Regions from separate parts of the Homo sapiens genome. Here region 1 is linked to region 2. Evidence: chromatin loops called from intact Hi-C (ENCODE). Cell type or tissue: thyroid gland. All regions are shown on one strand. Links, peaks and the distances in the headings refer to the core of each region. The heading gives the core; the rest is flanking DNA.

Region 1 (5,381 bases), core at 158-5,157, 62 kb before region 2:
AAAGAATCTATGAAGTCTTCTACTTTAACTGTACTTCTTACTATCCTAATTGAAATACATTCAGCTGTTCGGGATATAAAACAGCCTCATAGCAGATTTAGGTATCATATTAGTGTATAGGGTTAGCTTTGCAGTTACTAGCCTTCTGATAAGTTTATTCAAGGTGTGATTATTTTTTGTAGATCTATCTGCAAAGGAAAATAATAAAAATGGAACTGGGACTGCAATTATGACTACTTTCCTTTAGCTTAAACCTAAGCAAAGGCTGTAGCTGTTCTCAATATGTCAATGTACTCTGATGGCCTAAAAAGTCTGCAACACAGAGTGACTTTCTTTGGTACCCGCTTTTACCTGATAGTAAGCAGCTCGCTGTAACTGTTCAGTGGCTCTTTCGACGTGCACCTCTGAGCTTTCCACATTGGCTTCTATGCTATCTGCAAAAGGAAGGACAGAGGATGTTTTAACACACTCAGATGTTTTAAGACTGCAAATTGAACAGATTTCTGATGTTACATGTCCTGGTTTCACTACCACTATCCAAACTATCCAGCCATGAAATCGAGTTACTACCTTGGTAAGAGACTAGCCTTTTCTTTGGAGAAAAAACAATGAATTTTTGGGGGCTATGAAGTATTTAACTTACCCATAAATGATTCATAAAAAATTATGTAGATACACATAGAGAAAGAGAGAAAGAATACATAATAAAGCAAATGGGGTAGAATGTTAACAAGAGGTAAATCTGGGTAAAGGGTATAAAGAAGGTCCTTATAATATTTTTATTTTTGCTACCTTTTTTTTTTTTTTTTTTTTAAGAGACGGGATCTCACTCTGTCACCTAGACTGGAGTGCAGTGGTACAATAATAGTTCACCGTAGCCTCCAACTCCTGGGTTCAAGTGATCTTCCCACCTCAGCCTCCTGAGTAGCTAGGACTACAGGTGCATGTTACTATGCCTGGCTAATTTTTTGGTAAAGACAGGGTCTTACTATGTTGCCTAGGCTAGTCTTGAACTCCTGGCTTCAAGTGATCCTCCCACCTCAGCCTCCCAAAGTGCTGGGATTACAAGCGTGAGCAACCATGCCCAGCCTATTTTTGCAACTTTTAATAAACTCGAAATTATTTCCACATAGAAAGCTTTAAAAAAAAGAGTTACTGGCCAGGCGTGGTGGCTCACGCCTGTAATCCCACCACCTGGGAGGCCAAGGCGGGCAGATCACCTGAGGTCGAGAGTTCAAGACCAGCCTGACCAACATGGAGAAACCCCGTCTCTACTAAAACTACAAAATTAGCGGGCGTGGTGGCACATGCTTGTAATCCCAGCTACTCGGGAGGCTGAGGCAGCAGAATTGTTTGAACCCAGGAGGCGGAGGTTGTGGTGAGCCAAGATCGCACCATCGCACTCCAGCCTGGGCAACAACAGCAAAACTCCGTCTCAAAAAAAAAAAAAGGGTTACTAACCCCATAATTTTGCAAGTTTGTTGAGATAAAAGCTGGGAAGCTGAGAGCTATTTCTCTAAACAAAGATGTACAAAGAAGTCAATGGGACTGAGTATTCATGAGGCCTCATTTAACTTCTACATTTGATAACATAAAAAAATTGCTACGAAAAATAAATTTGGTAATTTTTAAAACGGCATTCCTAAACATACTTTAACTCTATAGCTGATATGACTAACTCCATTTTTTTTTTTTTTTTAATTGAGACGAAGTCTCATTCTGTCACCCAGGCTGGAATACAGTGGCGCAATCTCGGCTCACTGCAACCTCCACCTCCTGGGTTCAAGGGATTCTCCTGCCTCAGCCTCCCGAGTAGCTGGGACTACAGGTGCATGCCACCAGGCGTAGCTAATTTTTTGTATTTTTAGTAGAGACGGGTTTCACCGTGTGAGCCAGGATGGTCTCCATCTCCTGACCTCATGATCTGCCCGCTTGGGCTTCCCAAAGTGCTGGGATTACAGGCCTGAGCCACCACGCCTAGCCTAACTCCTTTTTCTTTCTTTCTTTCTTTTTTAAGAGACAAATTCTCATTATGTTGCCCAGGTTGGCTTCAAACTCCTAGATGGTGCTTCAGCCTCAGCCTTCTGAGTAGCTGGGATTACAGATGCATGCCAAATACTATCAACTCACCTTGAGGTTAAAGGTATCAATAATACATACCAATCAGATCACCCTGGTCATGGATCATCATGGCCAAATCTTTAAATATCTGATTGACATCCAAAATGTCAGCCTAAGGAAGACAAAAAACAATTAACTAACATTAAGCAACATGTTAGAAGATTTGTTTCCCTCACGTACCTAAAGTTTTAGCTATTAACACGTGTGTTTTTAAGGCTCTACAAAGCATGCTTTCTCCATAAACAGAAAATAATCTATTGCTGCCTACCCAATATTGTAAAACAGAAGGCACATAAACTCACTCTTCAAGCAACATTAATGGGACATGCTACATGAGAACCAGTAAGAGCGCCCAAGTCCAAACAGTACAGCAGAAGGCTGGAGTGCTGATATAGACAAATTCTTGGTGTGATAGCCCTATGTGGAGACTGCTAGGCCTTGTGACAAAAGCCTGTTGAGTGCCTCCCGATGACAACCACTGGGACTTTGGACTACAGAATTTAAATGTTTATACAAGATCATGCTATCTGAGGAATGCAAGGAGGAGCTACAAGTAAGGAGCCTCTTTTCCCCTGGGATTGACTCTGGAACTGTGTGAGGAGTTGCTGGATTCTGTCATCACTGGACAATGCCCTATGGTAACTCCCAACTGACTGACAAAAAGCTGATGGTCTGTGGATAGCAGTTCCAAAGTGAATGGACTACAACCTATTTACTGCTCTGATCAAAGAAGGTAAACACAAATCAGCTCAGTGGGCTGAACTGCAGCTTGTTTTCCTAACAGCAGTGGAAGAATTTAACATTGGCAAAATCCCCTATATTTGGGTCTTTCTCCCTCCCTCCCTCCTTCTCTCCCTCCCTTTCTTTTTTCTTCCTTTTCTTTCCTTCCTTCTTTCCTTCCTTCCTTCCTCCCTCCCTCTCTTTCCTTCCTTCTCTCTCTCTCCCTTCCCTTTCCTTTCCTTCCTCCCTCCCCTTCCTTCCTTTTTTCCCTCCCTCCCTTCCTTCTTTCTCCTCTCTCTTTCCTTCCTTTCTCTTTCTTTTTTTTTTGAGACAGAGTCTTGCTCTGTCACCCAGGCTGGAGTGCAGTGGCACAATCTCGTCTCACTGCAACCTCCACCTCCCGGATTCAAGCAATTCACCTGCCTCAGCCTCCTGAGTAGCTGGGATTACAGGCCCATGCCACCACGCCCGGATAATTTTTTATTTTTAGTAGAGACGGGGTTTCACCATGTTGGCCAGGCTGGTCTTGAACTCCTGACATCGTGATCCACTGCCTTGGCCTCCCAAAGTGCTGGGATTACAGGCATGAGTCACTGTGCCTGGCCTCCCTCCCTCCCTCCCTTCTCTCTCTATCCCTCCCTCCCTCCCTTCCTTCCTGATCCGCCTGCCTCGGCCTCCCAAAATGCTGGGATTACAGGCATGATCCACCGCGCCCAGCCTCCGTCCCTTCTTTCTTTTTATTTATTTTTATTTATTACTTGTTTTTTTTGAGACAGAGTCTTGCTCTGTCATCCAGGCTGGAGTGCAGTGGCACAATCTCAACTCCCTGCAACCTCCATCCCCTGGGTTTGAGTGATTCTCCTGCCTCATCCTCCCCAGTAGATGGGATTACAGTCGTGCACCACCACGCCCGGCTATTTTTTTTTTCTGAGGTAGAGTTTCACTCTTGTTGCTAGGCTGGAGTGCAATGGTGCAATCTCGGCTCACTGCAACTTCCGCCTCCTGGGTTCAAGCAATTCTCCTGCCTCAGCCTCCCAGGTACCTGGGATTACAGGATGTACCACCATGCCTGGCTAATTCTTTATATTTAGTAGAGATGGGGTTTCACCATGTTGGTCAGGCTGGTCTCGAACTCCTGACCTCAGGTGATCCACCCACTTTGGCCTCCCAAAGTGCTGGGATTACAGGCGTGAGCTTGTACTGTGCCCGGCCCTAATTTTTGTATTTTTAGTAGAGACAGAGTTTCACCACATTGGCCAGGCTGGTCTCGAATTCCTGACCTCAACTGATCCGCCTGCCTCGGCCTCCCAAAGTGCTGGGATTACAGGTGTGAACCACCACGTCTGGCCTATATTTGAGTTTTTCTGACTCATGATCAGGCAGAAGAAAGACAATGGAAACCTGTCTTATTAAAGGGGTGCTCATATGGGGCATGACCCTATGGAAATTTGAGGGCAATTCCCTTCCAGGTTTGAAGGGTTATTGGAATCATAACCTGGCAAGCATTTCAATCACTTGCTAAGAGTCTACTATAGTGGACTATCTGCTAAAGCAAGTCTTGTCAGCATTTCAATCACTTGCTAAGAGTCTACCATAGTTGGGGTAGTCTGCTAGTTGCTGTGAATACAGCTAACTGGGGTGGACGTGGGGAATAAGTGCACAATAAAATAAATAAGAAGGAAGAGTACTATATAGGAAATGGCTGAATTAATGGTATAGAAAGGTGTGGAGAAAAGGAAGACTCTGCAGAAGAGGTAAGACATGAGTTGTGCCTTAAAGCAAAGGAGAGGTCATATGAACAGAAAGGCAACTCAGTTAAAGAGCAAATAACCTAGCTTTGCCATAACATAGAATGTGTATGTCAGAGTTTGGAAATTACTAGATACGAAAATTGAACCTAGGCTAAGGAATTTGGACTTTCCTCTGTTGAATATGAAATGATCCATTATACCCTGGCATCCATTACATTTCTTTCCTTAGCTCCATATGTCTCACTCCACTTTGCTATAACGGTACATTCGTCCCTTGGTATCCGTGGGGGATTGGTTCCAGGACTCCCTCCCTCTAAGTCACTGATATAAAATGGCATAGTATTTGCATATAACTTGTGCCCATTCTCTCCTATATTCTAAATCATCTCTATATTACTTATATAATGTTACATTACTATTTTATACTACATTACTATTTTACATAGCACTTACATTGTATTAGTAATGTACTGAACTAATACAATGTGTTATATAAAATACTGTTACACTGTATTGGTTTTTACATTTGTATTATTTTTTATTGTTGTATTATTTTTTAGTTTTTTTTAAATATTTTCACTCCACGGTTGCTTGAGTCTGAGGATGTGAAACCTAAATATATCGAGGGCCAACTGTATTTTTTTTTTTTTTTTTGAGACAGAGTCTCGCTCTGTTGCCAGGCTGGAGTGCAATTGCTCACTGCAACCTCCGCCTCCCAGGTTCAAGCACTTCTCCTGCCTCAGCCTCCCCAGTAGCTGGAATTACAGGCATGCACCACCACACCCGGCT
Region 2 (5,381 bases), core at 52-5,051:
TGGTTTGGACATATTAACCTCTTCGGGTCTGTTTCCTCATCTGTAAAATGAGGTAGAAATTAGATGAATGCAAGTAAGGAATTTACATCAATGTCTTAGCTATTCAGAATGAATCACAGCATTCTGAACTTGGCAGAAAACAACATAAAGAGCCAGGGGAGATCAGAAACCCCTAAGAAGAAAAATACTGGAGGCATTCTTCATCTATGAAATGATTGTAACAATTCCCACCTCAAAGGCTTTTTTTTTTTTTTGAGATGGAGTCTTGCTCTGTAGCCCAGGCTGGAGTGCAGTGGCACGATCTTGGCTCACAGCAAGCTCCGCCTCACCGGTTCACGCCATTCTCCTGCCTCAGCCTCCCGAGTAGCTGGGACTACAGGCGCCCACCACCACGCCCAGCTAATTTTTTTGTATTTTTAGTAGAGACAGGGTTTCACCGTGTTAGCCAGGATGGTCTTGATCTCCTGCCCTCGTGATCCACCCGCCTTGGCCTCCCAAAATGGTGGGATTACAGGCATGAGCCACCAAGCCCGGCCTCAAAGGCTTTTTATAAGAATAAATGGGCCAGGCATGGTAGCTCATGCCTGTAATCCCAGCACTTTGGGAGGCCGAGGTGGGCGGGTCACTTGAGGTCAGGAGTTCAAGACCAGCCCGGCCAACATGGTGAGACCCCCATCTCTATGAAAAATACAAAAATTAGCTGGCTGTGGTGCCACATGCCTGTAATCCGAGCTACTCGGGAGGCTGAGGCAGGAGAATCACTTGAACCCAGGGAGGCAGAGGTTGCAGTGAGCAGAGATTGCACCACTGCACTCCAGCTTGGGTGACAGAGCAAGACCCTGTCTCAATCAAAAACAAAAACAAAAATCAGCCAGGTGTGGTGGTGCACGCCTGTAGTCCCAGCTAGCTATTCAGGAGGCTGAGGCACAAGAATCACTTAAACCCAGGAGTCAGAGGTTGCAGTGAACTATTGCACCACTGCACTCCAGCCTGGGTGACAGAGCAAGACTCTGTCTCAAAAAAAAAAAAAAAAAAAAAAAAAGAATAAATGAGTTAATACATATAAAGCACTTAAAACAGAGCTAGGCACGAAGTTAGCATCCAATAAAAGTTAGCTATTATTATTATAATATTAAGGCAAAATGAGATATTCTTTTTTGTTTGTTTTTGGAGACAGGGTCTGGCTCTGTCACCCACAGGCTGGAGTGCAGTGGTATGATCACTGCTCACCACAGCCTTGACCTCCCAGGCTAAGGTGATCCTCCCACCTTAGCCTCCCAAGTAGCTGGGACCATAGGTGCACACCATCAAGCCCTGCTAATTTTTGTATTTTTTGCAGAGATGAGGTTTCACCAATGGCCCAGGCTGGTCTTGAATTCCTGGGCTCAAGCAATCTGCCTGCTTCAGCCTCCCAAAGTGTTGGGATTACAGGTGTGAGCCAGTGTGCCCAGCCTAAAAATGAGATACTATTTAGAAAACCTGAAAACAAGATAACAGACATGAATCAGAGTAAGAATGTAAAAATGGAAGACAACTTCAGACCATAATAAGACTGGTCTTATTCTGAAGATATTAATGTGAAGATATTAGAAATATAAGATAGAAGATATTCTGATGTGAAAATAAAATATTAACACTGAGGCCGGGCACAGTGGCTCACACCTGTAATCCCAACACTTTGGGAAGATGAGGCAGGCAGATCACTTCAGATGAGGAGTTCGAGACCAGCCTGTCCAACATGGCGAAACCCCATCTCTACTGAAAATAGAAAAATTAGCCAGGCATGGTGGCAGGCACCTGTAATCCCAGCTACTTGAGAGGTTGAGGTAGGAGAATCGCTTGAACTCAGGAGGCAGAGGTTGCAGTGAGCCTGGGCGACAGAGACTCTGTCTCAAAAAACAAAAAAAGAAAAAAAAGAGTATTAATACTGAAGATAAACTAAGATATTAAAATATTAACATATTAAAGATGGGTCACTTAGTAAGAGTTGTCAGCAGTGGAAGCACAGTGACATAAGAGTCATGGCAGAAGGCCCACATGAACGCTGTTCAGGGAAGAGGAAGAAATGTCCCATGAACTTTGAGTATTATTGTCCCACAGACATGGCCATCCCCATGAGAAGAGAAAGAGACATTAGGTTCTTTTAGCCGGACAGCACTGAACATTCCAGTTACATAACTACCTCCTCGTGTCCCAACTCTATGCTTATTCAGCACCTTCTGATTACAGCCTCTCCAGGTAGCTCATGCCAAGAACTGTGTACTGTTTGTTACATGCTCCGCTGTGAACTGAGATGTGAACACTGGTTTTTTTATACATTGTCTCTGTAAGCTCAGTTAACAAATGTCCTCTCTGAGGCCAGGGGCAATGGCTCACATTTGTAATCCTAGCACTTTGGGAGGCTAAAATGGAAGGATCACTTAAGACCAGGAGTTCAAGACCAGTCTGGGCAACATAATAAGACCATGTCTCTACAAAAAATTTTAAAAATTGGCCGGGTACAGTGGCACATGCCTGTAGTCCAAGCTACTAAGTGGGCTGAGATGGGAGGATTGCCTGAGACTGGAAGTTAGAGGCTGCAGTAGCCATGATTGTGCCACTGCACTCCAGCCAGGGTGACACAGCTGAGACCCTGTCTCAAAAACAAAACAAAAAACAAAATGTCCTCTTTGAGAAGTGGAAGCTGCAAGTGCTGAGAAAAATCAGTTTTTTGAGCCCAACTGACTGGAGTAATGCCATCCCAAAAGTCATCTTGGCAGACAGCCAGCCTCTCCCCAGGATATCCCAACCTTGACATAGGCTCTCAACAAACATCAGTTAAAAAGGGTTATTATCATGTCCCATACCACATATCTCACCCTCGCATCATTCTGGTCAGAGAGGAATTAACTAAACCATACCTTCTTCTCTTTCTCTAAAATCATTTGATCCTTTTGATGCAACATCTTCTTCAGGGTAGCCACTTCTTCCTTCAGTTGGGCAATGATGACAAAGTGGTCAGTGCCTGGTGAGTCCAGAGCCAGGTCTGGGGAGAAGCTAAATTTAAAAATCAGGGGAAAATATTTTAACTTGGATGGATAAACTTTTCTCTACCTGAGGATGCATCCTAGACCACTTGTCTGCAAGCTCCTAAAGGGCAGGAATCCTAGCATCAAGCACATTGCACCACACATGCTGGGCTCAACGGCACTTGCTGAGCTGAACTGCAGAGGTAAGGTGGCCATCAGATAACTCTACGAACCAAAGCCACAACCTGGCAGCATCCCTGCAGCATCTTCTCTCACATTTAGGACGGAAATAAATGCCACATCCCAAGAGCTAAGGATACTGTTTCAGGTTCCTTAAAGATCCCCAGTGATGTACTAGAAAAACCATCCTAATTTTTGTGATTAGATAAATTCCTTAGAATTCCAGATAAATTATAAACTGTGAGCTCATGCATTTTTCTTTAATGCTTCCCTCAGAGCTCATCTTTCAGGTCCTTGTCTTCTGTCCCAAAGCACCGCAATGCAGTCAGTGTATCTGCCGAGAAGCTGCTGGATTCCCACCCAGGAGCAGTCAGTTCTTTTTCAAAAAAGATGAAACAGGAATGAAGCCAGCTTCCCCTACACTACAAATGGCCTGCAGATTGTCATTTCCAATATCAGGAATTCTGTAACATTGCTTTAGTAACGGAACAAAGAGGTGGCAAACTCCAGAGTCACACAACAACTTGGGCTTTTAACAGATTCCTCCCAATAACAGCATTAGAGCACTCTATTTTGTCAAAGTGCCAGATGGACTCCATGTCCTTTTAGCAGAGCCTCTTAAGAAGGGGCAGTTTTAGGCCGGGCGCGGTGGCTCACGCCTATAATCCCAGCACTTTGGGAGGCCAAGGCAGGCGGATCACCTGAGGTCAGGAGTTCAAGACCAGCCTGACCAACATGGAGAAACCTCATCTCTACTAAAAATAAAAAATTAGCTGGCCGTGGTGGTGCATGCCTGTAATCCCAGCTACTTGGGAGGCTGAGACAGGACAATTGCTTGAACCTGGGAGGCGGAGGTTGCAGTGAGCCAAGATTGCGCCATTGCACTCCAGCCTGGGCAACAAGAGCGAAACTCCGTCTCAAAAAAAAAAAAAAAAAAAAAAAAGAAGGGATAGTTTCAGGAAATCTGCAAAACCCCAAAATTATATGTACAATCTTGTCTACACATATAATGGGTGGTTTTTAGAGTGAGGATCCATAGCTTTCAATGGCCAGTCAGAAGTGCCTCAGACTCAAAGCAAGTTAAGGAATCACTGCCAAGAGGGTCAAATCCTGTTCTCTAGAGAGTTCTCAAAGAACGCTCTTTACTTTTCCCAGGACAATCTTTAAAGTAAAACACAAACCTGTTTTTCCTAAGCAGACACTGGAATACTCATTCTCAACTCCCTATATATAGTAACGACTCACTGTTCTTATATCCTAAACCACATCTAATAGCCAACATTTCTCTACACAGGAAGAAACTCCAAATAGCAAGCCTAACCAGTGGACAAACTACCTCACAGTTACCAAGTCAAACATTTCTATGGCTAGGACTGGAAGACATAAATAATCGACAAGAATATTCCTACCCTCCTCTCAGTTTACATGAAGCATATGAGAAGACTGTCAGAGGAAGAATGAATCAATGCTCTCATAACTAATGAATGGATGGAATTACTGCATAACAAAAATAAATGCAAAATCATAAAACAAGGTGTGCAGGAGAAAGTACTGAAAGGACCTATTACAGTCTCCACTAGTTTCAGATCTGGAAGCACCCTTAGAGCTGCAGTCTCACATCTGTTTCAATACCTGCTAAGGACCTGTCTTTCTTCAACTGAATAGAGTCTATTTAAACCCATAACTAGAGTAATGAGCTAATGTAAGTAACTTTTTGTTGTCCCCAAACCTCTTAATGCCCTACCCTTCCTGCTTCTTGTGAGAGGATTCCCCCCATACCAATAAATAGTTGACAACACCCATCCTTTCTATCCTGTGTTAGGGACTGACCTCACTAACTCTCTCTTTTCTCTTTTTTTCTTTTTGAGACAGAGTTTCACTCTTGTTGCCTAGGCTGGAGTGCAATGGCATGATCTCGGCTCACCACAACCTCCAGCTCACCACAACCTCTGCCTCCTGGGTTCAAGTGATTCTCCCGCCTTAGCCTCTCAAGTAGCTGGGATTACAGGCGTGCGCCACCATGCCTGGCTAATTTTTGTGTTTTTAGTAGAGACGGGGTTTCTCCATGTTGGTCAGGCTGGTCTCGAACTCCCGACCTCAGGTGATCCACCCACCTTGGCCTCCCAAAGTGCTGGGATTACAGGCGTGAGCCACCGTGCCCAGCCCTCACTAACTCTCTAATTCCTGGTTCAG

What was found. Hi-C counts contacts between places; a loop is a spot of excess contacts. Peaks named below come from ENCODE experiments on the same cell type or tissue, not always from the same donor. Only the 100,000 strongest peaks of a DNase experiment are listed, where the experiment ranks them.
Region 1: it touches region 2 in a loop (1.9-fold over the local background); 1 of 110 quality-filtered maps calls a loop at or near these places.

What each region holds. Positions count from the first base shown.
Region 1 is chr1:27,814,703-27,820,083 of GRCh38, reverse strand. It overlaps STX12 (syntaxin 12), which reads right to left. Exons shown (of 9, transcript NM_177424.3): 7 at 2,161-2,233; 8 at 352-434. Among named protein-coding and RNA genes, the nearest start is that of PPP1R8, 13 kb to the left of the region's middle. In thyroid gland, for the core only: no CTCF peak of the experiment used is centred there; a DNase peak (open chromatin) is centred at 2,563; H3K27ac peaks cover 3,269 bases.
Region 2 is chr1:27,752,850-27,758,230 of GRCh38, reverse strand. FAM76A (family with sequence similarity 76 member A) reads right to left here. Exons shown (of 9, transcript NM_152660.3): 7 at 2,901-3,036. Among named protein-coding and RNA genes, the nearest start is that of STX12, 18 kb to the left of the region's middle. In thyroid gland, for the core only: no CTCF peak of the experiment used is centred there; DNase peaks (open chromatin) are centred at 2,230 and 2,750; H3K27ac peaks cover 1,274 bases.